Regions from separate parts of the Mus musculus genome. Here regions 1, 3, 4, 5, 6 and 7 are each linked to region 2. A link is a loop called in an ENCODE intact Hi-C map of the cell type or tissue named here. Cell type or tissue: heart. All regions are shown on one strand. Region 1 holds the start of Mfge8 (milk fat globule-EGF factor 8 protein). Region 2 holds the start of Polg (polymerase (DNA directed), gamma). Region 3 has its middle 16 kb from the start of Rlbp1. Region 4 has its middle 10 kb from the start of Gm24224. Region 5 holds the start of Abhd2 (abhydrolase domain containing 2). Region 6 holds the start of Fanci (Fanconi anemia, complementation group I). Region 7 holds the start of Gm39040 (a long non-coding RNA gene).

Evidence for each region. Peaks named below come from ENCODE experiments on the same cell type or tissue, not always from the same donor. Only the 100,000 strongest peaks of a DNase experiment are listed, where the experiment ranks them.
Region 1: a loop joins it to region 2, with 4 times the contacts of the local background. A loop is called at or near these places in 9 of 42 quality-filtered maps.
Region 3: a loop joins it to region 2, with 2.8 times the contacts of the local background. A loop is called at or near these places in 21 of 42 quality-filtered maps.
Region 4: a loop joins it to region 2, with 2.7 times the contacts of the local background. A loop is called at or near these places in 19 of 42 quality-filtered maps.
Region 5: a loop joins it to region 2, with 2.2 times the contacts of the local background. A loop is called at or near these places in 8 of 42 quality-filtered maps.
Region 6: it touches region 2 in a loop (6-fold over the local background); 17 of 42 quality-filtered maps call a loop at or near these places.
Region 7: it touches region 2 in a loop (2.6-fold over the local background); 9 of 42 quality-filtered maps call a loop at or near these places.

What each region holds. Positions count from the first base shown.
Region 1 is chr7:79,147,218-79,151,217 of GRCm38, forward strand. It overlaps Mfge8 (milk fat globule-EGF factor 8 protein), which reads right to left and starts at 1,843. Exons shown (of 9, transcript NM_001045489.1): 1 at 1,678-1,843. The coding sequence starts at 1,750. In heart, a CTCF peak has its summit at 1,886; DNase peaks (open chromatin) are centred at 424, 844, 984, 1,884 and 1 weaker place; H3K4me3 peaks cover 2,246 bases; H3K27ac peaks cover 2,566 bases.
Region 2 is chr7:79,464,450-79,468,449 of GRCm38, forward strand. It overlaps Polg (polymerase (DNA directed), gamma), which reads right to left and starts at 1,824. Exons shown (of 23, transcript NM_017462.3): 1 at 1,621-1,824; 2 at 155-922. The coding sequence starts at 762. n-TRtcg5 (a tRNA gene) reads left to right here and starts at 1,970; the gene lies at 1,970-2,042. In heart, a CTCF peak has its summit at 1,736; DNase peaks (open chromatin) are centred at 778, 1,822 and 2,372; H3K4me3 peaks cover 3,622 bases; H3K27ac peaks cover 2,587 bases.
Region 3 is chr7:79,369,209-79,373,208 of GRCm38, forward strand. No RefSeq gene overlaps it. Among named protein-coding and RNA genes, the nearest start is that of Rlbp1, 16 kb to the right of the region's middle. In heart, a CTCF peak has its summit at 2,480 (motif pointing right); a DNase peak (open chromatin) is centred at 2,483; H3K27me3 peaks cover 484 bases.
Region 4 is chr7:79,361,952-79,365,951 of GRCm38, forward strand. No RefSeq gene overlaps it. Among named protein-coding and RNA genes, the nearest start is that of Gm24224, 10 kb to the left of the region's middle. In heart, no CTCF peak of the experiment used is centred here; a DNase peak (open chromatin) is centred at 1,520; H3K27ac peaks cover 333 bases; H3K27me3 peaks cover 1,902 bases.
Region 5 is chr7:79,270,964-79,274,963 of GRCm38, forward strand. Abhd2 (abhydrolase domain containing 2) reads left to right here and starts at 2,303. Exons shown (of 11, transcript NM_018811.6): 1 at 2,303-2,376. It overlaps Gm31510 (predicted gene, 31510), which reads right to left and starts at 2,066. Exons shown (of 2, transcript NR_169073.1): 1 at 2,004-2,066; 2 at 729-894. In heart, no CTCF peak of the experiment used is centred here; DNase peaks (open chromatin) are centred at 2,138 and 2,968; H3K4me3 peaks cover 2,429 bases; H3K27ac peaks cover 3,109 bases.
Region 6 is chr7:79,391,853-79,395,852 of GRCm38, forward strand. Fanci (Fanconi anemia, complementation group I) reads left to right here and starts at 486. Exons shown (of 38, transcript NM_145946.2): 1 at 486-539. It also overlaps a transcript of Rlbp1 not described here. In heart, CTCF peaks have their summits at 486 and 1,540 (motif pointing left); a DNase peak (open chromatin) is centred at 449; H3K4me3 peaks cover 1,409 bases; H3K27ac peaks cover 1,305 bases.
Region 7 is chr7:79,244,305-79,248,304 of GRCm38, forward strand. It overlaps Gm39040 (a long non-coding RNA gene), which reads right to left and starts at 3,268. Exons shown (of 3, transcript XR_882241.2): 1 at 2,099-3,268; 2 at 1,638-1,748; 3 at 1-482. In heart, a CTCF peak has its summit at 2,191 (motif pointing right); DNase peaks (open chromatin) are centred at 2,167 and 3,727; H3K4me3 peaks cover 628 bases.

The DNA of each region.
Region 1 (4,000 bases), 320 kb before region 2:
GTCGCCATGCCCAAACAGGGACTGGAAGCACCCTGGCTCCGAAGCTCACCTCACTCCCATCTGTCCCAGGTACCCTGACACTGGCACCAACCAGTGAACAGCTGCTTCCCAGGTCTGCTGTACCCAAAGAGGGCCCTTTGTACTACTAGACTTCACCCCAAACTCGGCACTGGACTCGAACCTAAGAGATCTCTTCTCCTCCCCACAGCTGCCCACCCAAGGCCCTCCAGAAAGCTCAAGCCCCCTCCCCTACCCCCACCTCCCCCGGGAGCTCAGGTTCCCAAGCTGGAGGCAGGCAACACCATTAATGAGCACCAGCCCACACAGCTTCACCTCAGCAAGAGCCCTAAGGCGCTGTGGCAGAACTATTAGTCACTTGCTTTAAATAGCAGGTTAATCCCTTCTGACCTGGAAGGGCACAGTCACAGCCTCACGTGGAGGTTCTGGATAGGCCAAGGCCTAGGCACCCAATACCAACAAGGGCCCCGCTTTCAGCCTTCCCTACACCTGCACCAGGAACCAAACCAAGGGTTCAGAGAGGAAATCAGAAAGTGGAAGGTGGCCAGAAGCAGTGGCGTTGGGACTGAGGCTGGCCACCTGCATATGAGACCAGGAGAGGCCAGCTCCTCTAAAAATCCTATGGGATTTCAGGGTCCTTCTCTGGGAAGTGTCTCCAGGAACATTTGGCCAGGGTGCAGGTTGGGGGGGGGGGGGCAAAGAGGAGGGGTGGAAAGGGTCAGAGGAGACCCAAGCATCTTTCCAGCTGAGTGGACAGACCAGGAGTTTCCAGGTCGTGGAAGCTTGGGGCACCCAATGCCTTCAGCTCCAACCCCGAGGTCAGATCCTGTGCTGGGCGACAGAACACAGCTGTGATCTCTCCTGCCTGTGATCACTCCAGTCCCGCCGCCAGTCCCGTTTCTATGAGAAAGGATTTAGGGGCTGCCCCACGTGGGCACTGCTTTTTCATGATGAACTCTCTCCAGCAGCATCCCGCAAGAAGCCCAGACGTCTACTGGGGACCTCAGAGCAGAGGAGGAGGAGGAGGAGGAGGAGGAGGAGGAGGAGAAGGGTTAGGGGAGATAAAGCAGCTGGCCAAGGTCAGCCGGGGGCAGGAAGCCCTTTTCTAAGTTCCAGACCAGCCCCACCTACAAGCCAGTCTCTCGCACTGACCCCTCTGTCATTCCTTCCCTTATCTGATCAAACACCAACAAGTGGGACACAAAAGTTCATTGGATTCTCTAACCAGGCGGGTTCAGGACAGAGTTTCAGGTAACGTTAGCTTGAGTTGTACCCGCACAAGAGTCCTAGACTCTCCCAAATTGTTTGGATTGGAAAGCAGACACAGTTCGGTGGCCTCACTTTACAGACGCGGTAAAAAAGAAAGAGGCACGACGCAGCGGATTCCTTTGTTATGTGTAAGTCACATCCCTGAGGGGGCCGGGGGGGGGGGGAGGCCAGGCTGTCACCGGGTGTCCAGGGTCACCACTCAGTGCAAAAGCTACTTATCACAGCCCCAAGGCCCCAGGGCAGAGAGCACAGAGGCACGTTCGCCTCTCCTACCCCTGAGCGTCCCCCTCCAGGCTCTGCTCAAGTTTGTCAACAGTAGGAGTAGAGGGAGGGCGTCGCTGAGAACTTCCGAGCGGCGGGCAGAACAGGGGCGAGGCCAGAGGGACTCACCAGACGCGGCGAAGAGGCCAGAGGCGCAGAGTAGCATGCCGCACAGCGCGGCCAGCACACGGGAGACCTGCATGCTGCGGGACGCGGGAAAAGGTCCACGCGCTCTGATGCTGGGACTCGAGAGTTCCTGCGTCCGCTCCTCTCACTCCGGAATAAATCAGGCGCCTCAGCTCCGCCCACTGGCCCAAGGGCTCCGCCCCGTACAGCCCCGGGCGGACTCTGGGCGGAGCTCCGAGACCACAGTGGGAAGAGGGAGGGCTGAAGTGGGGGGTCCAGTGCCTCAGCCTCCCGGCGAGCCACGCCCTGATGCCGCTGCCAGTCCTCAGCCTGAGGCCAGGCCCCGGCTTCCTGAATAGACTGGACAGGGGGAAATTGCTCAGGAGGAATTTTAACAAGTGGCTGGATAATGGAGTGCTTTCCTAAGCATGCTGGAGACCCTAGATTCGATCCCCAACCCAGCAAAGATAAATAAAATAAAATAATCCAGGAGTGGTGGTGGCTCACGCTTGTACTCCCAACTGTTAGGAAGCTGAATCAGGAGGATCAGACAGTTCCAGATCGGATCCCCAGAGTGGGCTCCATCCATATTGAGTTCCAGACTAGTCTGGGCTATAGAATGGGACCCTGTTTCCTAAATGTGTGAGTTTATTGATTATTTGTTGTTTAGTTAATTAAAAATAACTGTTTAGAGTTTAAATGCTAATTCTTATCTGTAATCAGAGAACAGCAAATTCAGGCTACAATGAGTACAGTGTTTCCTCCTTTATCAGATCGGCAAGTGTCAGGCTGTTAACAGCAGAGGCTGTGGGGCAAACAGGCTGAGGCACGCGGACCTTGGACAGAGTATACGCCAGCTCAGCTTCTTTATTTGGTAATGTCTTTCAAAATGTCACATATCAACGCCTTAAGACCTAGCAGTAATGCTTAGAGATGCACAACCATTCCATTAGATAGACATCTGTGCAAAATGACACTACAGGATGACATAACGTCTTTAGAAACCATGAAAAGGCCAAAAAAAAAAAAAAAAAAAAAAGGAATTGGCAAACTTGTGTAAAAGTCCCAAATTAGAAATATTTTAGGATTTTGGCCACTGTGGTGGTTCAAGCCTATAATGCCAGCACACTGGATTATTAAAGGAAGTCCAAGGCTAGCTTGAACAACATGGTGAATCTTCAGCTACCCTAACCACCAGAATGAGATTCTATCACAAAAAGAGAGAGAGAGAGAGAGAGAGAGAGAGAGAGAGAGAAGGAAAGAAGGAAAGAAAGAAAGAAAGAAAGAAAGAAAGAAAGAAAGAAAGAAAGAAAGAAAGAAAGAAAGATAGAAAGATAGATAGATCTGGCTAAAGAAATGGCTCAGTGGGTAAAGCATTTGCTGAGCGAGTGCGGCTACCTCAACTCAATCCCCACAAATCGATCAGGAAGGCAGACAGAAGCAGAGAGCCCAAGTCCACAAAGCTGACCTCTGACCCACGCACCCACCCAGTGTCACATGTGTGACCACACACATACACACTAATGATAATGATGGTAATAATGATAATATGATAAAGTTGTTTAAAAGCTTCTGGCCTGTAATCTCAACACGTGGGAAGTGGGGAAGTTGGACCAGGAATTCAAGGTTGTCCTCAGCTAGACAAGGAGTTGGAAACTGAGCTTCAGCTATGTAAGACCCAAAGCCTCAAAATGATAACTGCAAGATGATGGTGATGATGGTGGTGGTGGTGGTGGTGGTGGTGGTGGTGGTGGTGGTGGTGGTGGTGGTGACTATACAAAGTTTTAGGATTTGTGAGCTATAAGATCTTGGTGACAAGTATAAGAAACAGCCTTGTCCCTGGAAAGCACCTGGACTGAAAGAAAATGAGTATTACAGAGCTGACAGAGGAAAGAAATCAGAGCCTGAAAAGGAGGGGCTTGTCTCTAGTAACAGCAGGCCATGGATTCTTTTTTTTTTTTTTAAATCCTGTGTACACAATCCATTTACACATAAGTATTTTAATAACAGTATTTGAATCAGGGGAGTGAAATGGGAACACAGAGCAGCCACACAGCGCTGTACCAGCTGCACACCAAGACCTAGCATGGGATGTATGACTGTTAGGAGATCCTTGTTAGAACTGTTCTGGGGCTGGAGAGATGACTCCGTGATTAAGAACATCTGACTGACTGCTCTTTCGAAGGTCCTAAGTTCAAATCCCAGCAACCACACGGTGGCTCACAACCATCTGTAATGGGATCTGACGCCCTCTTCTGGTGTGTCTGAAGACAGCAACAGTGTACTTACATATAACAATAAGTAAACCTTTGGGCCAGAGCAAGCG
Region 2 (4,000 bases):
ATGCACCTTCCCACCATAGCGAGCCTCACAGAAGCAGGATTAAGCAGGTTGAGTAACCTGCACACAGAGGGAACTCAGAAAATGTTCTCCGAACCAAACCATTAAGCTGGGCCCCCTACAAACGGTAGTCCCCTGTTGCTAACCCCCGACTTACCAGGCCGAGGGGGATATGGCCACCGCCAAAGTGGGGCAGGTTCCCTCTGCCAAGCAGACCTCCACGTCGAACACCAGGGCCCGCTCCTCGGGGATGGCCACGGGTTCGGCCTCCCCCTCGGGGCCGTACCGGGTCCAGCCCTCCGCCCAGGCCCAGCTCTTGGGCTCGGGGGGCAATTGGGCCTCCAATAACGAGGCGGCCGCCTCCAAGTAAGGCAGGCTCTGCTTCTGGGCCAGGAGGCGGAAGTGCTGGTCCAGGTTGCCCCCGAAGAGCCGGGGCAGGCGCAGCTCCACGTCTGGCAAGGGCGTGGCCGGCTGCCCCCAGAGCCCGTGCTTCTGCAGGTGCTCTACGCTGCGCTGCACCGCGGCCTCGTCGGGCATTTCCCCGCCGCACCCGAAGATCTGCTCGTGCAGGCCTCTCGACAACATCTGGATGAGCAGAGGGTTGAGCCGCAGCTGCCCATTCTCGGAGGAGGGCATTTGCGACGGCGGCCGCCCGTCGCTGGGGACGGGGTCGAGGACGGAGCTGGAGACCCAGCGCGCGGTTGCTGGTACTGGCCCTGAGGCGACCTTGGCGCCAGCCACCTTCTTCCAGAGCAGGCGGCTCATGGTTGGTGCAGGGAGCCCCCCGCTGTGAGTCGGGGCACCGGGCTTTGGGCTCCAGCTTGACTGCTTTTAGTGGCCGAAAGACTCAGAGAGAGACGCGTCCCCTCTCTGTGCTCCTGTCAGTGAAATAGGTCTCACCATGCCTGCCTTCCTCACACAAGTCCTAAAGGAGACAGACGATAAAAGTGTTATTACAAGTGTCACGGACTTGAACAAACCGCTTATCCCGCAACAAACATCTGCTGCGTGCCAAACAAGCATTTTCTCCACTTGATCTTAGCCAAAAGGCCAGAGCGGAGTAGGGACATTTTTCTGTTACGCCTCCAACAACCTTAAGAAATGGCACTGCCCCCTCCCGAGGACAGGGCCACACCGGCTCGGCAGTTAACTTGGGAGAAGCCGCTGGAGATGCTGAAATGGGGAGACGCAGACAGACCAGGGTTCTGGCTCTCCAACTGCGTGACCTTGGCCCAGCTCCTTAGGCCCCGACCTCCTCCTCTGTAAAATGGGGTTAAGAACTCTAGAGCCACGGGCCACTGCTGTAAGAGTGGCAGAGGGCGCGCTCGTCGAGTGGCCCTAACCCCAGTAGGCGCTCGGCAGACAGCAGTTGCCAGTCCCACCCCGCCGGCGGCCCGAGGGCCTAGCGCCCCAACTTCGAAACCCGCCGAACGAGCCACAGCCTCGGGGTCCGCACCCACACCCGGGCGGGCCTAGGGCGCCCTGGTCGGGGCGTCGGCGGCCACCCCCGCACGCCGGGACACAGGGTCCCCGCCGCAGCCGCCGCCCTGCTCCCGGCCCGGCTTCCCGAGTGGAGAGGGAGCAGCCGCGCCCGGCCCTCCCCCTGCCGAGCCCGCCGGAAACCTCGGTCCGCTTCGCGCTTCCCGTTCTGCGGCAGCCCACAGCCCCGGCGACGACGCGGCGTCCGCGGCGCGCGGCCCACGCAGCCTCAGGGTGGCGTGCGGTCTCGGGAGCAGCCGCAACTTCCCGTCTGCGCGAACTGGGTCCCGCGGCTACCCAGAGGCAGGCGGGAGACTCCCCCGAGCGTCCAATAAGAGCGCCGCCAATGGAGCCGCCCGCCCGCGGGGGTGCAGAGGGACTTCCGGGTGAGGTCCTCCGCTACTTCCCTCCCCACGGAAAAGATAGACCAGTCTGACGCGAGCCTGAAGGCGGCTACACGCTTTAAGCTAAGTAAAGGCACCTTCTCGCTGGCGGCCGCGTGGCCTAATGGATAAGGCGTCTGACTTCGGATCAGAAGATTGCAGGTTCGAGTCCTGCCGCGGTCGACTTGTATGTTGTTTTTATCTGTCAGTTTGTTAATCCCAAGATTCCCTTTGGAAATAAAGCGAAATTGACCGTAGTGGTTATGACCAACTTCTAGTCTAAACTTAATTCTTGGAACTCAAGGATCTGAGCAAACAACTGTCAGGGTGACACATTGCTTAAACGGTGACAGCGGTCGAGAGCCTTGTCCCGGATGGAGAGTGGAGCAAACGGAGCACGTGCCGTCCGAAGTCTAGATTTGTCACCTATGGACCGCAAAGGCTAAGCCTCGATGGAGTCTCCTCCCTCCTATCCCGGACAATGATGCTGGGGGTTGATGCTGTTGAGTCCGATTGGTCGCGCCCACCGGGCACAGCTGAAGCACGTCCCGCTTCAGAGATCTGTCAATCTCTGGGTCCACCTCCCGTTGCTCCGGTTGTTTCTGCTCCCAGCTCTCCGTAGAGGGTCAGCTGCAAAGGGTCAGGCGAATATGGCCTGGGTGAATAACTGGGACCCAGGGATTCAAGTCGAGAGTCCCGTACGAGGAAAGAAAAGATCAGGATTGCTTCAGGCAGACTAGGGGGCACAAGCAGCTGATTAGGGAAAAAATTCGGACCGCGCTGAACGGCAGCCCCCACTTCCAACCAGCGAGACCACCCGGACGCTGAGAACTGTGTACAGGAGAGAGGGTCTTTGACTTTTTTCAGGAGTCGCTCCTCTATCCGCTTTTCCTGTCACTAGCAGCGGCAGGGACTCATACAGAACCCTTCTCCTTTCTCCTTTTCTTAGTTTCTTCCCCCTCTTTTGTCTGTCTGTCTGTCGGCCTGTTTGCTTGTTTGTTTGTTTTTAACGATGAGGTCTCACATTGTAACTTAGAACTTACGCGGTAGCCCTGGCTGCCCTCCCGCCTCAGTGCTTGAACTACAAATATCCACAATCTAGCTCTCCAGCTGAGACATTCTTATACATTTTTCTAGATGTACTTAATAGACATAAAGTGATTTTTGTTTGTTTGATTGGTTGGTTATCAGTTTTATATATATACACACACAAACCAGAGTCAACTAGATAAGAGATTCCTTATTTTGTGATTCTTCTTGCTTTTACATAACTTTGCTCAGTTTATTTTGCTATAAGGTGAAAAAGGAGAGGCTCTTAACTCAGGAAGCCTCCGAGCAGGAAAAACAATTTCATTTTTATTTCATAGTCTCCTACTGAAATTCAGTGTTCTCTTCATCTGTGAGCCTAGGCAAGCTGCCACGTGGCGCTAGCCATACCCGTGCCTTGTTCTCAACGGTGTTATACTCGCTGTAAATTTTTCAAAACTTTGATTGCAGCCATTGGAGTTTCAAAGAGCGGTAGCTGCGAGGAAGAGCCTAGAAACTGCGATTTAATGGACTAACAAACCCCGCATCATCAGGAAGCAGTGATGCACATCTTCAACCCCAGAACGCTGTGTTGGAGCCCTCCCCTGGGCTGTGGGAATAGCTCAGTGGGGGGAAGAGCATGGCTTGCAAGAGCGAGCACCTACCTGAAGCCGTGAAGGGAGGGAATACGTGAGGGGGGGGGTACGCGGGGGGGGGGGGGGCTGCCACACCCAGAGACTCACAGATCACCCGATCTAATCAGCAAAATCTGGGTCCCCATGAGAGGCCTGGTTTCAGAAGGCAAGATAAACAAGTCCTGAGAAACAAACATCCAAGGCTGACCTCTGGTCTCCACATACACATGCCTGTGTTAAATTGACATCTGACCCACAAAGAAACAAATACCCTATTAACTGATCTTCCCCCACCCCACCTCCAGCATGCCTCAAATAATCTCTGTCTCCTGTCTCTGGCTCCTGCTGAGTGTGTCTGTTTTGGGGGTGGGGGTTGCCTGAGGAGTTTTATATTTGTTTATTTTTGAGGCCAGGTCTCACTATGCAGCCCTGGCTGGCCTGGAGCTCATTATGTAGACCAGGTCCACTCTCACACAGAGA
Region 3 (4,000 bases), 95 kb before region 2:
GGACAAGCCCAGAATGGCAAAAACATAGTACAACCCTGACAGAAAAAAAAAAAAAATGGTGATTGAAAGGCTCACATCACACTTTTCATGGTTTCTGTGTGGTTTTTAACAGTGGTTTTTAGCTGGACAGTGTGAAACTTGACGTTCAACTCCATACCAGAGCTTCTAAAACTGAGAAACCCAAGGGCAAAGCCGAGACAAGCCTGGATATATAGTTACTAGAACATTCCTAGACTTGGAGATGCCGAGAAACTGCAGACAGGCACCATCAAGTCCTGGTCCCAAACTTTTCCTTCTTTATGCAGTCGCATGGGGGAACTACAAGTTAAAGTTGATTAAGATTTGACAGGCTGCATGGTAGACACATAGGGAGAGGGAGGGGCCGTGGCTATGCAATAAAGGTGTCAGATTTCAAGATGGTTACTTCCACAGCCTCCAGACCTGAGACAAAAGCCTGGCAGACCGTGTGGGCCTTTTCTCCCACCAGTAGGACCCCAACTGATGGGCTGGCTGCATCAGGATATGTTACACAACAGTTACAGTCCAATCAGCCATCCTATCTTTCTTCAAACTGACCCTCCCTAACTAAGGGGAGAAAACTCTTCAGAGATTTAAAACAAAGAAACAAACAAAACAGTACTTTAGGTGCAGGAGAGATGGCTCAGTGGTTAAGAGGTTCTGAGTTCAATTCCCAGCAACCACATCATGGCTCACGACCATCTTTGATGGGATCTGATGCCCTCTTCTGGCATGCAGGTACACATACAGATAGACACTCATATACATAAAATGAATAAATAAAATAAATCATAAGTGTGTGCTCCCTCACATCTTCCTTCAACTAGCTGTTCCTGTTGTGTTTGAAATTTCTCTGCTCCTGCATGTCTCCTGCCCCTTTACTTCTTTAACTAGAGGAGAAAACTAGCTTGATTAAGACCTCTTAACAGGCTTACAAGGCTGGCAAGGCTAGTTCCACCAAGTTACTCTTGAACTTAGAAACATCTTGATGCCAAGCTGGTGCACCAGACCACACACGTGCAGGGCTGGGGATATGGCTCACACAAGGCCCTATGTCTCATAGAGGCTGGAGGTCCTGAAGTTTAAGGTCGCCTTCATCTACATAACAACTTTAGTTTGTCTGGACTAACCTCATGAGTCTGGACTAGTTGGGTTGTTTGTGGGGGGGGGGGGTTGTTTTGTTTGGTTTTTGTTGGTTGGGATTTTGTTTTTAGTTTTATTGTTGTTTTTTATTTATTTTATTTATTTATATGAGTACACTGTAGCTGTCTTCAGCCACACCAGAAGAGGGCATCGGATCCCATTACAGATGGTTGTGAACCACCATGTGGTTGCTGGGAATTGAACTCAGGACCTCTGGAAGAGAAGTCATTGTTCTTAACCGCTGAGCCATCTCTCCAGCCCTGAGTTCCCGTGGGTTTTGTTTGTTTGGTTGGTTGGTTGGTTGGTTTTGGTTTTTGGTTTTTTGAAATCTGGGATGAGGCTGCGGTCATGGCAGAGTAACTTTAAACCTTCCCATTCCCCAGACGATCCTGGCAGGCAGAGGTTACGAGCTGCTCTATTGGAAGCGTTGATGGAGTCTTGAATGTGCAGTCCCCTGGAAGTCTTGCTGAAAATGCAGCTCTAATTTGATAAATCTGGGTAGAGCCTCAGATTCTGCCACCCCAACAATCTCCCAAACAGGGCAGTGCTTACTTCCTGGGAGCACCCCCTTGAATGGAGGTTCTGCAAGTTTCAGGGGAGCCTGCAAGCTTCCAGGTCTAACACTGATTTTCTTCAGCATTGGAGCTGTGCTCCCCCACCCTGACAACAAGAGCAGAGATGGTCCAGTGCATCCCTCTGGTGTGTCTTCATCTCTTCTCTTAGCTGACTTCACGTAAGACCAAAAAAGTACATGCCTTCGCCGTCCAGGCAGCAGTAGCCTACTCCAGAGTCACCCAGTGAACTCTCTGCTCACAGCAGTGGCCAACTCAGTTCAGAGCCTATCTTTCCACCCATGCCTGACTGATTGGCCTCCAGAGTCTGCTGGTCCACATTCTCTGAAAGTTCACACAAGGAGGGCAGAAACACATAGCTGCAGTCTGCCAATTCATATCCTGCCCCACTTTGTGGCCGAATTCTTGCCTCAGGCCAGATGTTTCCAGAAGGATATCGTTATATGGACCAAATGGTTGTCATAAAACTCAGGGCTCTTTGTTCCTGTTCCTGTGGTTTTCAAGATATTGTATTGTCCTTCCTCCATCTCATTAGCGCAGGAAGGTGAGACGCTTGTTGAATCACAGATAAAGGAGGGATCGGATCTTATGGGGCTGAACAGGTCAGATTTTAACATTCGCGGTCTCCCCACACCTCCTAAGGGAGCAGCACCACCTTCCCAGACAGGGCTAAGGGGCAGCCACATTGCATGTCACCTCCACCTTCTGTGTCCACGTCCTCCGACTGTGCCTAAGCAAGACCAGCAGGGGGCAGTGTGAACACATGGAGCAGGCTCAATGGGTCCCAAGTCCATGGCTTCTCCCTCACAAAGCCATTGGGTCCTCTTGTTATGATGGCCCCTGAGCTAAGGCCTTGCCTTGCAGACTGTAGATATACTTCGGCATCCTCTTGGAGCTTGAGTGGGAGCCAAGGCTGCCTGTCCTGAAAGCTTCCTGGCCAGAATCTACTTGCAGTGTTTTCCCTATCCCTGTCTATGAAGTGCAGTTACCACTCATCAGGAAGCCTGGGCTACACTGTGGTGGGTTGCTGGAACTTAGAGATCCAGGAGAGATGGGAGTCAGCCAAAACTATCAACCACGATTCTCTCAGGTTTGTAATATAATGCTAGAAAAGCAATCAGAAGTGTACGTGTGGTGTGTGTGTGTGTGTGTGTGTGTGTGTGTGTGTGTGTGTATGTGTGTGTGTTACTAAGTAGCCTTGGCTGGCCTTGAACTTATTATGTAAACCATACATGTAAACTTACAAAGATTTACCTGCCTTTACTGCAGAGCTCCAGATTTAAAGGGAAATGCCACCACACCTTAGAAGAATAACTGGAAACCAAACAAAACAAAATACTCATTTCTCAGAGCAAGGGAGATGGCTTGGTAGGTAAAGTGGCCCCATGCCCAGAAGACAGTGCCACACACTGAGGGTGCCACGTTCCCAGCAAGCAAAGTCTTCAACAGGAATCCTCACACGTGCTCAAAACCACTACATACTTGTGGCTGCCAGTTTTATGGATGGAAAGCATTTTGTATTTGTCAAGACAGGCAGATCTGGGAAATGTAAGTTGTGCTGGCTAGTGTAGTGTCAACTTGATATGAAACTAGAGTCCTTTTTAAAGAGGGCACTCAACTGAGAAAATGCCTCCACCAGATTGGCCTGCAGACAAGCCTGTTATGGCCCATTTTCTTGATGGATGATGAGAGAGAGCCCAGCTCACTGTGGGTGGGACTATCCCTGGCTGGTGGTCCTGGATGCTGTAAGAAATGAGGATGGCTGGACCTAGTAATGCATGCTTTTAATCTCAGCACTCTGGAGGCAAGTGGATCTCTATGAGTTCAAGGTCAACTTGGTCTACAAATTGAGTTCCAGGATAGCCAGAGCTACACAGAGAAACCCTGTCTGGAACAACCAGAGAGAGGCAGTGGGGTGGAGGGACGTGGCATATTCTTGTAATCCCAGAGCTGAGGGACAGAGACAGGAGGATTCCTGGGACTTGCTGGCCAGTCAGTCTAGCTGAAACAGTAAGTTCAGATTCAGTGTGATACCCTGACTCAAATAAGGTGATAAGCAATAGAAGAAGACACCCAACATTGACCTCTGGCCTCTATATATGCATACATGGGTAAACACACACACATAAATAAATAAATAAATAAATAAATAAATAAATAAATAAATAAATAAGAAAAAATAAAAATAGCCAGGCATGATGGCACATGCCTCTAATCCCAGTACTCAAAAGGTAGAGGCAGGCAGATTTCTGAGTTTGAGGCCAGCC
Region 4 (4,000 bases), 100 kb before region 2:
ATCCCTCAATTTGGAAGTGAATCCTTCTCTATCGATTTTTCCCTCCACCCTACCGCAGCCATAATCTAGAAGCCTCACACACAGTTCCTGTTTCCTGCCTTCATCCCTGAAGACTTTTAATGAGAGCAATAAGGTCACAGAGTCGAGTCACCGTCCCTGGAAGTGAGGGGCTCCCTTTGCTTGCCCGAGGCCATCTCTTCCCAAGTCCTGACAAAGCTTGGGTGCCCCCTTTTGTCATACTTAGGAGGAAGTGGGAGGTTGTCCTGGGAGCCTGGTCCAAGCAACAGGCCTGGAGGCCCACTGGGGAGAGGTGGAGCTGCCATACGCCTAGAGATCCAGGCCCTCCCTGGGGCTGGGGGAGGGGACGTGTACCAGCTGAAGCCTCCTTAGTGTGTCACTCTGAATGGCACTGGCATTCCATTTTGCTTCACATGAAATCAACTGAGGCTCTTTATTTAAGTTTTGGGCTCTCAGACATGGAAATGAGACCGTGACCGTGGCAGTCGGACAGGAAAATTCTTGTTTGGCCCTGAATGAGAGTACAGAGGCATGACTGTGGAGGTGCCAGCTTTGCCTAATGAATGGGAGGACAGCCCTCTATGTAGGTCGGCTGCTTTCCTTCCTCTGGGCTGCCTCGCTCTAGCGTTTAGAGAGTATTCTGTTTTTAAATCAAGGATATAAATTACATAGATGTAGACAATTCTGTGGCTGGAATAACATTAAGACCCAAGTGCGGAGTGCACCTATATTATTCCAGTTGTACTCCCTGCTTCCCAAATAATTGGAAACCATGGACTTCAGTCAAATTAGGATTACCTAGCATCAAAATGATGATCAAGACTGCCTAGTTAGCAGGGAAGCTTGCAGACTTGAACGCCCGTTCTTTCCTGCACCAACTTTGTGTCTTCCATGCCAGAGCAGAGTGAAGGTGGAAAACGTGTCAGTGTATCCCTCTCACGCCTGTGGTATCCTACACTCACAGGGAACCTTGGGATCTACTGAAACATTCCTCTAAGGGTGTCTTCCTTTATTCACATGGTGTTACAGAACCAGCGTCAGGAGACCTGGTTGCTCACCCCCACTGGCTCTGACTCATGCCGGACACACGGGCAAGTCACTTCACCTCTCTTGAACCTGTTACCTTGTTCTATAGCATCTCTGAGGCTGCTTCACTCACTTGTGAATCATTCTCTCCATCATTGTTAAGTGTGTCTGAAGTTGCACGTAGAAGGGAGTGAACCCTGACCCCTAAGCTCATCTTCATCTTAAGAGAGAGAAGGCGCGTGTGCATTCAACTTTTCCTAGTTAGGACACGAGGCAACATCCAAAACCCCGTCTCTGGCCTCTCTTCCTAGTCTTGACCGTCATGACCGTTTCCTTGCTATTCTGAGGGTAGTCTTGTGACTGTAGCGGGTGAGAGCCACAGTAATGAGGAGAGTGCCTCGGTCTTCAGTGTGACCAGGCTAAGGGTGGATGGTTGCCAAGCCAGAGGTCCTTCCTGGGCAGGCTCGCTCTGGCTCAGCTGAACCTTCTGGGTGGCTGAGCTTATCTGGCTGGCATCCGGATGAGAGCCCTCTTTGTAAGTGGCTGACTTGAGATAGAGTTTGCCAGGTCCGGAGATACAGAGCACGTGTTTATGTTTGCCCCGGAAGCAGGTGTTAGAGATGTGAGAGGCTTTTCTTTTCCTGTGGCCTTGATCCTGACTTGAGTGACAGTTTTAAAAGAAGGAGGAAGTGGGTGTGGGGGTGTGGAGACAGGACTTGTGGAGTTGAAGGAACCCCTGGGTTTTCTTCCTTTAGGCACATGAGAGAGTTCTTAGGAAGCATGTCACCTCAGCATCCTGTCACAGTATCATCTGGAATTGTTTTCTTTACCCACAAAGCCTTAACTTGCCTCTAGAAAATCCCCTGGTATGACAACATTGTGGCCTAAGAATTCAAACTCTTCTCCTATGAAAGTCTGAAGCAAAGCCACAGCCAAACCAGAGAATTTCCTCAGGTGGCCTGGAGGCTCCTATGACATCACCCCCACCTCTCACCCCAACAACATGAGTGATCTGGATCTAAGCCCCTCCACCCACCCGTCGTCTTGGCCTTACTCTCTTTCAAAGCCACATTAGATCACTCAAATGCTTCCAAAAGGGGCCTGCTTGGCATTTAGAGACCAAGCCATTGAGGGCCAAGTTTCTTCCACCTGTTAGCTAAGCAAAGGACAGTTGTCCCCTCTGCCTGGGGTCAATTTTCCCAAACTATGTTTATAGCTAAGGACACAGGAGCAGGCCCCTGCTGGCTAAGGAACCCCAACAGCATCCAGAGCAAAGGCTGCTCTGCTGGCCTTGCTGCCTCCAGGTGCTACAGCCCAGCATCCTCCTGAAGTGGTCCTTAGCAACAGGCTACAGAGTACAGCTTGCCAACTATCCCCAGACACCCAGAACACAGACAGCTGTCTCCTTTGGAAGAGTCTGTCTGCCATGTTTTCCAGCTGTTTTTTTCCTAGCGTATACATAGGTAGAGCTTTCACCAATGCCTAATAAAGAAGCTGAAATCAATTTCTAATTGGTAGATTAAGACTGACATGGCGAGGTTCAGAAAATTCACAACTTTTTACTAGACTCCTGTCAATTAGGAAATCTATAACTGGTCCCCATTAGCCAAGTAATCTTCTGTTGCCATAAATTGGGGACAGTCCATTTCTAGCGCCTATAGGATCACCCTTAGTCTCGGTGGGCATTCTGCCCCCCAGACCACAGACACAGAGCAGTCAACATCACCTGAAATCATTGCTGACCTCCTCGGTCCCCAGGGCCAACCGCCACTCTCCCAGGCTGCTCTCCTGAGGGAACCTGGTTCCTGGTGATAGGAGCTGGGCTCGCTTTGGTCTTCATTCTGGCCTCTTTAGTTTTCCTAAAGCACAAATCCATGTAGTGCCCTGTTACCTCTCCACACCCATTCCAGGTGACCTGGCTCTCTCCCGCAGCCTCAGGCAGACCTTCACTATACCTGAGTTTGCAACTTTTCCCCCACTGCCGCTGCCTTATTGACCAGGGCTGGGGTGGGGGAGGGGCCAGCTCACCTCCCTCCTTTTCCCAGGTAGACTCCAACCGACCACTGTCTTACGTTGGCAGATTCTGCTTCCAGATTGATTTTTTTTTTTTTTTTTTTTTTTTTTTTTGAGAACCATCACTTTCACATTCCTGATTCTGATGAGTTTTGTTTTGTTCTCTCTGGGTTTCACGGAACTCCAGAGGCTGCCCTGGAAATACTGTATTTTGGAGTTTGTGCTCTAAAAGCCCCTGTGCTGCTGGGTCTTCTGACTCTTCCAGCAGCAGGTGTTTCGGACTTGCAATGAGCAATGCAATTTTTTCTAAATATGAGGATATTTACCTTTATTAAGAAATTATACTAAACAATGGCGTCCTTGATTGTTTTCTGTTCTCAACGTTACTTTTGGAATCTGTGGTGGTAAACAAAGATCATTACAAACAAAAACTGTAATTTTGTTATCTTTGATTCAACGGAATTTCTTTACTTAAAAAATTAAAGACAAAAAAATGTAAAATGCTTGTATGTGCTCTGTGGAGGGAGAGTTTTCTGCATGAAAAGGGGGTGCATCTGAGGACGGGGCAGGGTTGACCCTGTGGATACACAAGCTCGAGGACCTCACTTCATATCCCCAGCACCCAAGCCGGCTGTGGTAGCACATGACTGTGAATTCTATAGCTATGAGGCAAAGATGGAGGATCCCTGGGGCCTAATGTCTGGCTGTTCTTCCTATCCCAATGGAACTCCAGACTCATTGAGAGAACCTGTCTCAAAAACCAAGGTTGAGCTCAACAGAGGGATTCATCCAATGTTGACCTCTAACTTCATGTGAGCCTACACGTGCACGCACACACACACACACACACACACACACACACACACACACGGGTAGATCCTGTATCTGCATCAAAGCATGGGGCTTAGGGGCAATGTGCAGAACACTAATTTCCTCTCCCAGT
Region 5 (4,000 bases), 190 kb before region 2:
CTTTGTCTGCTCGCTTTTGGAGCTTCAGTGACTCATCCTTTGAGAATTCCTAAGCTGGACAGATGTCTTGGCCGATCCTACCTTCCTGACACAGGAGGGAAAACCTACTTTTACTGTGGTGAGGTATCGGCCATTCACTGCAGTCACCTTTGTGGCTGGGATTCAAACTAGCGAACTCATCTGAGATCCCTGGAGTCACCACAGCCATCCCAAGGCCTGAGATGATGACTCAGCACTTACAGGCAGGAGGAGACCCATATCAGGCTGAGCCGGCTTCCTCAGCACGTGTGCAGCCCTGTGTATAGCCACCAACCAACTCTATTTAAAGGGAAGAACCAGAAAGCTGTAGCTCAGAACCAAGTGTGTGCACCCACACACGCACACACGCCTGCACCCACAGTCATGAATACAACTCTCTCGACTGGCAGCAAATCTATTTATATACATCCCCCATTTTTAAGACTTTCGTTTTAATCAACAATTGTGCATACTTACGGCTCTCCAACCACACGATGCTTTGGTACCTGTGTATTAGTGAGGTGACTACATCCAGTTGGTTAATATCCTTATCTGGTGACAAACCCAGAGCTCATCTCTCACGGTCTAAACCATCTCAGCAGAAGAGAACTCATGACCATGGGGGAGGTTGTTTCTTAGTGAAATCCTTTGCTACCAAAGCCTGGCCTTCTCTTTGTCAAGAGAGAGCAGATTACAGAGGAATAAATAAATATTGAGGAGAAACTTTATTGAGGTAACATGACAACTGGGGGAAAACCGAAGAGCAATGGAGCCTCTCCTCCTCTCTACTGTCCCACAGTTATGGGTGCTTTGAAAGGTCTGGGGTTCAATGCAGTTCCAAGAGTCTTTCCGTCCACACTCTGGGGTGTCCCATACCTTCAAAATGAGAAATGGGGGAGTCTGAGGGATATTTTAGAGGGACTTCTGGATCCGCACTAAGTAGCCTTCAAAGGCTGCTACTTGCTCACATTGCTTTGTTTGTTTGTGACAAGGCCTCATTGTGACAGAGGAGGACTCATTATGTAGCTTCAAAGTAAAGCAATCCTCCTGCCTCAGCTTCCTGCTGGAATAACAAACAGGAGACCGGTGCTGGCTCCTCCTCCTTGAGTTGGCTCATGCTTTCCTTGTCGGGGTCCGGAAATGTATTAAGAGAAAATTTAACATTGCTTCAAATCTAAATTCCTTCCTCTGGCTATGTGTTCCTTCTGTCTCCTGCCTCTTCTCTTGGAGCCACACTGCGTGCCTTGGCAGTGTGTCGGTGGCTGCCTCACTGGAGCTCCCTTTCGGGTTGTCAGTATTCTCTCCATCAGGCACGTGCCGTTGCGAACAGAGCCTCAGGTTCACAGAATGGTAGAACCCAGTCTAGGTGCATGGATGGAGAGGGTGAGTGATGAATAGCTAGTCTTGATAAACGCCCGTGGAACACCACGCACTGTACTGATCTTCTATCAGCAACCAGCACTTACCAAATATAGTCAGTGAGAACTCTAAAAGGCTAAAAGGCACGGCCAAGACTGCAGTCTGACTTCAAAGGTCACTTCTTCCAAGTGGCCTCCAACCACAAGGGCTGGTTAAAAGCTGAAAGATCATAGGGACTGTAACAGGTCCATAAAGTCCTGCATGTTCCCACCCACTTCCCTAGCTGAAAGAGGTCAAAGGCTGCTGCCTCCACCTCTTTGTCGCCTCCACCTCTTGCTTTCTGGTTTAGTGACTCACCACCTCTGCTCTACTAAGTTAGGACTCCACACTTCAAACACCTACGTCCTGAGCTACAGGTTCATCTTCCTGGGCACACCAGTGCTGAGAACCCCACGGCTGGGCTATCTCTTTCCCCAGTTCATCTCTATAAGACTCCGGACCTTTCTGCCCCAGAACTCAGAAAGCCATCACAATAGGCCCTCTCCTCTACTCCGTATCATCAACCATCAAACATAACCCATCCTTTAGCCGGCTCCCCTTATCCCGCCCCTCGGGGAGGACCTTACCCAATAGCATCTAGGCCCACTGGCTAAAGACATCAAAAGTAACCAATTATAGGAGAATTGCCCGCTAAGAATCTCCGCCTCCACCTTGAGGAGCAGTCCTACTGACCAATGGGCCACCATATAGACGCAACAAGCGCGATGAACAAATAGAGTGGCGGCTGGGTGATCCAATGGACACTGGGAGAGCCTTGCTTGGGGGCGTAGCAGAGGCGGTCGTCAGGGGCGTGGCGGCAGTTGCCTGGGCGGGGCCGGTAGCGGCGGGAGCTGCGCTGGCCAGGGGTTCCGGCTGTATTTCTATGAGCGCAGCCGGCAGCTGCGGAGCTGCGGGAACCGGACTCCGGGCGGGTTGGACTGCTGGAGTCAATGAGAGAAGGTAAGACCTCGGCTGGGCGAGTTCCACCAAACAGGGATCGCGCCTTGGATGCGTCGGGCCAGAACCCCGAGTTACCCGGTCCCCAGCGTGGCTCGGCCCATCGCGCCGCAGCTTGAGTGCTCCGGATCCGTGGGGACTGTTTGGGGGACTGTCACCTGGCACTGCGGGGATCTAGAGGGCCAGCTTGTCTGATGACGGGGCAGCCCAACCCATTGGTGGGATACGCCTTCCTAAAGGTCCTTTGTCCTCTCCTGCTCGAGGAACCGAGGTTGGGGACAAGGCCGACGGAGGCCTCCTGGCTGCCATCCCTCGCTCTGATCAATGCTGAAGTCTTGGTCCTGGGGGAGGTATCTGGCCGGCCAGACTCAGGGTAGAGAGTGCAGGATGCTGGAAACCTGAAAGGGCCTGACTACAAGCCCTTTCGATGGGCCGATGCATTTTGGGATCCCGGGGCTCACCTACGACCGATGGGTTCAAGTTGTAGGGAAGCAATTTTTGACCTACTTGGAGGCGCACTTTATTGAGCTTGTGGGGCAACTGTTCTAGGTGCTTCGTGGGCTTTCCCCACAAGATCTGTCCAGCAGCGCCCCGGGCTGCCTGCCAGGCCGAGCAGCCAGAGCATCGACCTTGGAAGTGCCTAGCCAGAGGCCAGATGATAGCCACCTGTCTGGGATGCTTAGGAAGGGGAGAATTGTATGAGCCATCTGTGAGGCCCTTCTCCATCCACCCATGCACTCTGAACAACATTTATTGACTGTATCGAGGATGGGACTTACCGGAGTTGGCTAGATTCCAAGGGGATGTTGAATACACCCATAATGATCTTTTTTGAGGTCTTAGCTCTCAAATGCATGTGTGCATGCCTGCGTACAAATGGAATAGATTATATTGAATGCTGAGTTAATCAAGTGGTTCACCTTAAGTGCGCAGTTGGGGGTTCCACTTTCTGGTTCCTCTTTTGTGGTGCCCTCACCTCCAGCTGGTCAAGTTTTACCTGGCCCAGAGGCAGGTTCCAAGAACAGGCTTGGGAGAGATTGCAGGATTGGCAGAGTCAACATGATCTGTGCCCAGAGCTTTTCAAGGACCATTGGGTTACAGTCACACTAAGCAGAATGCATTTCCCCTCCTCACTGCCTCCCCTCATTTGCTTGACTAGGAAGGACATAATCCTCTGAAGGTCGGGAAGCAGAAGAAATAATTATAACCCGCTTTACCCAGGTGAAGATAAATGAAGCTTTGTCCGGGTAGGCAGCCAAAAGCAGCTCAGTCCACGCTGCTGGCGGTCAGCATGATATTTAGAAGCCAAAAGGCTGATGCTCATCTAACTCTTCCCCCTTATTGTACGGATGAAGAAACCTAAGGCCTGGGGTAGTCACAGCTGGCTGGTCATCACAGGGTCAGGACTAAGAGTTGTTCCATCCCTTGAACCCTAGGTCTAGGCAGGACATGATTTGAATTCTACTTCCGGCAGAGTTCTCATTCTTGAAGTTCTAGATGAGTCCAGAGGGGGTAGAAGCTCAGACTTTGGCATCTAAGTGCTTGGGTTTAAATCTTCGTTCTGCCTCTTCCTAGCTGTGTGACTTGGGGCAAGTTATCCAACTTCTCTGTATCAGTTTCCTGGCCA
Region 6 (4,000 bases), 73 kb before region 2:
CTGCTTCATTGATCTTGACGGTGCACTCAGGTGGTTATTTACGAATGTATTGAACATTCACTGCTTCTGGGACGGACGGACACACACACTCACACTCACACTCACTCTCACTCACTCACTCACTCACTCACTCACTCACTCACTCACTCACTCACTCACTCACTCACTCACTCACTCATGCGGGCGCGCGCGAGGTGCTTCCGATGCAAAAGACCTGACCCTCCATCAATTGGTTCAATCTCTTCTGCACTGACTTCAACTACAGAGCTCTAAGAAAGCTTAACCCGGCCATACCATAACGCGCATGCTACTCTGAGGTTCCCCCCAAAGCGTGTGAGCCGGTTGCACCTCCCTCTCCCGCGAATTTGGGCCATCATCTCCGCAAAGATTCCCCCACTTTGTCATCTAAAATGGTACGCCCTACAGAGTTAGGAAGTCGGAAGTGCACCTCGGGGGCGGGACCTGTTGCTCTGGGCAACGGAAGTGCGGCTGCGTGGAGTAGAGCGGGAATTTTGGAAGGATCCCGAGCTGAGGTTGAGGTGACTGTTCAGGGTCTGTGCTTACAAGGAGGGAGGAAGTGGGACGGTGAGGACAGGCAGGGTCCCCTTGCGACGTGGCGTCCCGCCGTGCCTGGTTTCTGCGCAGGGGTCGGGGACATCAGCTTTGGCGGGTTTTTGCGAGGCTCGCTCCGTTCTGCCCTCCCTATTGGCCCTGCCCTGCAGTGTCAGCGCCTGCTTCTGGAGGGTCCCGCAGCCGGGTTTCGCGCGTGGAGCCCAGTGCCAGTGGGAAGAGAGGCCATTGACTTCGCATAGGATAGGCAGGATACTCAAGACGTGCACTGTCGAGCAGAACGGAGCTCCAAAAGCTAACGACCCCACCAGATGTTTTATTTAATTTCTCCATTTACATAGCGTTTATTTTAATATACAAAGCAATCACCCAGCCACCACTATAAGCACTTAGTATATTTTCGGCACCGTATATAGAAGTTAAGGTAGTAAAATCTACATTAGCTGCCTTATTTTATAGTTTCTGTTTCCTTTTAGTTTTGTTTTTGAGTCAGTGTCTTATATTGGCTACAGAGTGTGCCTGGTCATGTTTCCACCTGAGTGCTGGGATTACAGGAGAGCATCAACATGCTAGGTGTATACAAGTCTAGGGTTATGACGTCATCCAGCCCAGGGCGGCAGGCCTGCTAGGCAGTTCTACCGGCAGAGTTACGCCCTCTGGCCCACATCAGATATTTCTTATGTCCTTAATATAAGCTTGTTACTGTGCTCAAGATAACGATAAACCAAACTGGAAATACTCATGGAACTGTAGACCAGTGGGGGACCTAGCCATTAATTTAAAATGTAATATTAGAACTTGCCGGGGGAGGGAGGGGGGCTGGTGAGATGTCCCAGCAGTTAAGAGCATTGACTGTTCTTCCAGAGGTCCTGAGTTCAATTCCCGACAACCACCTGGTGGCTCACAACCATCTATAGGAGGATCTGATGCCCTCTTCAGGCAGGGGGATGTATATGCAGCAGAGCACTCATACATCAAATAAAATTGTTTAAAAAGTTAGTGACATTGTGGAAGGAATTTCACTGGTGTTTGTAGAGGAGGTAACACCGGAGCATCTGAGAGAGAGTGAGTTGAGCCGAGGTCTGAAGACTTTGTAGAAATTGAGAGCAAGGATGGGTATCTTTGTTTCAGATGAGAAATCGTTTATAAGGGTGTTGGGGATTTGAAGGACAGAAAACAATTTATTGTTCTTAGAAGAGTGATAAAATCAGAAACAGAATTAGCTCTGTGTACCTTTTCACGACCTCCGGCTTGGGTGGTGGTTACGTGCATAAGAACATCCTTGGTAGAGAAGGAGTGAAACCCAGCATGAAGCACCCCAGCTTCAGAGTGGCTTAGAGCTGTGGAGAAGCTCGCTGCGTTTGTAGACTTTGGGTCTGGTTGATTCCACTATCTGATTTTTTTTTTCTAATTCCTTATTTAACATTAAAAAGAAAGAATAGAGTGATGAAGGAAGTTAAGCGAGGGCTTAGACCCTGCAGGACCTGCTCTCTGCGGCCAGAAGAGAGTGCCATGCAGTTGTGAGCCATCTGATGTGGTGCTAGGCATGGAATTCAGCAACTCTGGGATAGCAGGGAAGGCTCAGTACTGAGCCATCTCTCCTGTCCCAGGACTCTGAGCTTGTGTGCGTGTGTGTGTGTGTGTGTGTGTGTGTACGTGTACGTGTGTACGTGTGTACAAGCGCGCATGCGCATGCACACATGTGGTAGCCCTGGCTGTCCTGGAGCTCACTCTGTAGCCCAGGCTTGTCTTTAGCCCACAGAGATCCACCTGCCTCTGCCTCCCACTTACTGAGATTCAAGGAATGTGCCACTGCCACCTGGCTTCCTTCCTTTCTCTTCCCTCCTCCCCCTTTCTCTTCTTCTTCCTCTTTCTCCTTCTCCTCCTCCTCTTCTTCTTCCTCCTCCTCTTCTTCCTCCTCCTTTTGGATTTTTGTCTAATAAGAAAGCAACAGAAAATTCCTTCTAAGATAAGGATGGGTTGGAAGGAAACTATATCATTTGGTTTTTGTTTTCAGAATTGTCTTATTGCTGTGTAGAGGGGAGCAAGTGAAGAAACTGTTTTTGTAGTGGTTCGGTGCTGTCCGAGTAGAGGTGGGAGGAGAGTCAGGGTGGGCTTTGAGAGAGGTCGGTAGGACTTGGCGGTGGATCTGGAGGGTGACAGTGGTTCCTGAGGATTTGCCCAGGTTTCTGGGTGGAGCCGCTGAGTGAATACTGGTACTGTACATGGGGGTGGGAACCGGAGGGAGAGGAGAAAATGGTTCCCAACCCCCACCCCTTCACGTCCACGCTACGCCATCCTTCCTCTGCCCAGGTTCACCCCTCTCCACATGAGTGACTTTATCTTTACACAGCTCCAGGCCACCTCTCAGTTTCTTCTTTGTCCACATTCCCTCCCCACTTTGATTTGCACATTAATTTGAGGTTCAGTTGCCTCGAAGACTGTTTTCAGTCTGGTCAGACTCCCTTGCTCATAACCTTTGTGATGGTTGTCATTAAAATTCCTTTGCTGACTCTCTCAGGGTTTTGTCTCTCCCCAACCCTGAGAGGTCAGACCTCCTAGCTGCCTTACTGCTCCACTTGGCCGCCATCGCAGCCAGTCTCCTGTTCCCCAGTACGGTTGTCAGCTCAGACTTGCCTGCCTCTGTTTATGAAACCCTCCTTTCCCGTACTGTCGATCATCTGGTTGTCTGGGCTACCTAAATTTACCTAAATTTAGTTTCTTAATTTCCAGGTCAGACCTTTCTCCTGAAAACATTTTGCTTTTGTTCTTCAGTTTGTTAAGACAGCCTTTTGTAGCCTAGGCTGGTCTCAAACTTTTTTTTGAGACAGGGTTTCTCTGTGTAGCCCTGGCTGTTCTAGAATTCACTCTGTAGACCAGGCTGGCCTCGAACTTAGAAATTTGCTGCCTCTGCCTCCCAGGTGCTGGGATTAAAGGCGTGCGCCACCACGCCCGGAATTCCTAAGCCTGCCTGTTCTTTGCTTGGTGTGAGCTAAACAGCTTGTGATCTCCCCCACCCTGTACGAGTCTCCCCTACTTCCCTGCTCTCATTCCCTTATTTTTTTCTTTTTGATGGCATGGGAATCGAACCCATACTGAGCAAGCACTGTACCACTGAGCCACATCTTCAGCCCCACTTGTTTTATGATGCCATCTAAGTGGCTCTCACTGTTTACGATGCTGTTGGTTTACTCATTTGTTGAACGATATTCTATGGGATGTTTATATAGTCCTATATATTTTATTTATAATATATTTAATATGAGCTAAGTGCTCTTTTGTCTTTAAGTATTCTGTTGAATGGATGGTGAAGATGTATACGAAGGCTATGAGACCACTTACATAATTATGGGAAATTCTTAAGACCATGCCTATGTTGTCTGTAACAAGTGTGACGTACTTAGAAGTTTCTAGAAGCTTCCAGCTATGA
Region 7 (4,000 bases), 220 kb before region 2:
GTCACTGACATCATCTGATATTCTAGTTCTGCACAACAGCTGCTCCTGAGAGTGGGTGTCCAGTGTTTGTTTGTTTGTTTGTTTGATCAGAGTTGGGAAGGAGATGAAGAGAGTTCGAGACTCTCAAAGAAGGGTTTACAGGTTATCGGCAGAGTCAGAAGCAAAGAGGATCAGACAAGGAAGGCGCTACCCGGACACATGGGCACAGTGTGAGCGGCCAGGAGAATGCACAAAGGCTTGCCGCAGCAAGAGAAGGAATGCGTGCAGATACGCTGGGGCCCTGTTAGAGCCAGCCCGTCCCCACTGTCTTTGAAGGGTCTGCTGTTCATCCCAATGCTCCACAGACCATTCTTTTGACTTAGACTCCAGACTCCCTGATGCCTGGCATCCTTGCCCCATCCCTGACAGGTGACACGTCTGAGCAGTTGTCCATTTACGCAGCCCCAGAGAACCTAACACTTGAACATGAGCCGTGTATGACCCTGTAGAAAATACAGATGAGGCAAACATGAAAATAAAGTCGGGACAGTGAGATGACACAGTGGGTGAAAAGGTGTGTCAGGCAAGCATGGCTGTCTGAGGCCAATCCCTGAGACCCACAGAGACCCATGGGGGAAAGCTCACCTCCGAATGCATGCATATCACACACACACACACACACACACACACACACACACACACACACACCTGGGGGGAGAGAGAGAGAATAGATATGATAAAATCCAGGGGAAATAGGTCACCTGTAACCCCCTCAATCTGAAACAGCCACTGCTAACATCCGGATGGTCACCCCATCTGTCTTTTATTCTACATAGACATTTTTATTTAAAAAGCAAAAGCATTTCTGCTGTTTTAGAACACGTCTCTTTTCTGAACAGCTTCCGATAAACATCGTTCCACACTATTTTTGAACATCGCCATTATTTGTATTGAGAGTTCCATTAGTGTGGGGTGTGCTCAGTCACTCTGTGGCTGGCAGTTTCTGCCCAGGGCTAATACACCTACTGTTCAACCTACCAATCCTGCTTTTAGGAATTCAGCTCACAAAAGGAAAGCACTGGTTTCTGATAACTTATTTTTAGAATGTCTATTGGGATCCTATTAATAATAGCAAGAGGTTGGTCATACAGTTCAGTGATTAAGAGCACTGGCTGCTCTTCCAGAGGACCCCAGGCTGCTTCCCAGCACTCCGCTTCAAGATCTGACACCCTCTTCTGACAGGCTTATAGTCCCAGCACTTTGGGAGGCAGAAGCAGGTAGATCTTGAGTTCGAGGCCAGCCTGGTCTACAGAGCGAGTTCCAGGACAGCCAGGGCTATACAGAGAAACCCTGTCTCAAAAAACAAAACAAAATAAAACAGACTTTGGCAGGAACTTGAATACTTAATGTCCCCCATCTCCCAAGACTGAACAGAGCTATGAGTCCACCAGTGTGCCTTACTGCTGAGTGACCCAGAGTAAGTTATTTTCCTTCCTAGGCCTCAGTTTCCTTGTCTGTAAAATGGGAGTGAGAACAATCTTCCCATCCACCAGAATTAATAACATGTGGACAATGCCAGGAAATAAAGAAAGTAGACATTAAATTTTTTCAACTCTATAAATCCTATATGTAAGAGATACAATTTAAAATAACATTACATGTAAGGTAAGCATGGTGACAGAATCCATTACATCAGCACTTGGGAAGTAGAGGAAAGAGGATCAGGAGTCCAAGTTCATCTTCATCCACACAGCAACTTTGAGGCCAACCTGGAGTACATGAGACCCTGTCTCTAATTAATTATTTATTAGTTAAAAGTAAAATAACAATAAAGTCAGTTCTACCCTAGAGCTGTCCCCTCCGCCCCCACCCTCACCCCCCACACTCCTCAGGTCAGTTCTCCTTAGCTGCTCAGAGTTAATTCCCATCTCTAAATTATTGAGAGGGACAGGAGTGGGTCGGGATGGAGGCTGGTTACCCTTGGGGCTGCTGGGAAGTTGGGGGCCGGACTCTGAAGGGGCTCTGGGGATTGGTCATCGCCGTTAGCTAGCAGCTGACATTTTGTTTAGAAGCATCTGTAACGAAAATATATTTTTTGCATGAAGACTAAAAAATAGACCTCTAAATGTAGCCGGGGCCATGTGATCGCGCAGCTGCTCGACCTAAGCGGCAGGCTTCCGTTCCTGACGCCATTGCCTCCCTGGCCTCAGGGTGGCGCTGCTCACTCTCCAACCTCCCTGCTGCTCTGCTGGGAAAACAGAGGGAAGTTTCCCAGTAGACTATCCTAAAAGCGGAGTGAAAAAAACAACAATAAAATCAACAACAGTAGTATATTCTGAAGGCACCATAAATTTAAAACGTTGTTTATCCGTCCCGAGTTGTTCCCTGCGGTTCTCGGTCCTCTCTCCTATCCACCAGGAATCCCACATCATGGGCTCCCTCACTTCCAAGTGCTACTAGGACAATGGTCAAGCCATGAACAAAAACGCAAATAAAGACTCAAGGATTCCGTGTCTACAGGTGTTTGTTATCAATTAAGACAATCGGCTGCTAGGTGAAGAGAGCCCATCCTTCCATTATGACATGCATACTCCCGCGACCAACTATGCTGAGCTCAGTGTGGTGACATATCTGTGGTGTTAAGGCAGGATGGTCATGAGTTTCAGATCAGCATGGGCTGTACAGAGTGAGACACTGGATATAACCTCTCCCCCCCCTCAACACACACAGAGAGAGAGAGAGAGAGAGAGAGAGAGAGAGAGAGAGAGAGAGAGAGAGAGAGAGAGAGAGAATGTTGAGACCTAGTTCCAAATGAGTTTCTGTTTGGTTGGTTTGGTTTGGTTTTTCGATTTTTCAGTCTTCTTGGAGATCCATATCACTGATCCTTCCTCTCCCATCCCTATCCTACTCTACTTGTCCCAGACTATAAGGAACCCCAAATAACACAAGGATACTCACACCTGAACATCCAGGCTTCCTCCAACAGTACCCTTTACCTCCCAAAATAATCACCCCTTGGACCCAGGTCCAGATCCAGGTCCATCTTGGGAAGATAGGCCCAGGGGAGATGTCTTTGTAGGCCCAGAAAGGACCTGTCACTGAGGCAGAAGTTCTGAATCTGGCTTTCAAGTGAGTGCAGCATATCCCCTCCCACAAAGTCATCTGGGGGCCTCACTCACTCTAGCTTGGGGATGGGGTCAGGGAGAGGAGGCACCCACCCCTCAGAATTTCCCCTAGACACCTGAACTCCTGGGATTCTGTGTGGTGAGAGGCCACACCTCCTCATCACTCCCCCTCCCCCTTCCTGCTTTGGAGCCCCCTTCACATCCAGTAATTGGCACCAGACAAGAGCCAATGCATTGGCCAAGACCACAGCTGCTCTGGAAGCCTTTTTCTCTCTCAGTCCTCAACAAAATGTCCTAAAACCCAGCAGCCTTACGGTCTGCAGAGGTCCACAGTAAAATGTGGGCAGAGGTGTCCTTTAAGGGCATAGAGTGTCATTTCTCTCTCAGGGGACAGATAATTTTGGCCTTAATGCAAGCCTTCATCTGCTCCGTCTCCAGCTGATGGGAAGGCAGGCTCCTGAAGCAGCCCCAGTGAGAGATAAGAGCTCTTTGCCTGAAATGAAAAATTCATGAGGGAAGGCTAGTGCTGGGACACTTGGGTAGCCTCCAAGCGACCGACGGACTGTGCTTGTGCTCCGGGGAGGTGGTAAGGAACTTGAAAAAAAAAACAAATGGAAGTTTTCTTTCCTCTCCAGTATCTCTCCTCCTGCTTCCCGTCCATGTGGCCCCTCTCTTCTGCCTTCAGCCACACCTCTTTAGTTTCACCAGTGTCCACGTGCCAAGGCAGTCAGGAAGTAGGGTGGCCTCCCCACCCAGACCAACCACATGGTATTCACCCAACATCCTCAAAACAGCCATCCTTGAACTTTAGACAAGCTGGCTGAGCCCTGGCCACCTGTCACCCCAGACCTGGAAGAAAACCAAATTGACTATTGTCTGTGCCCCTGGAAGACACA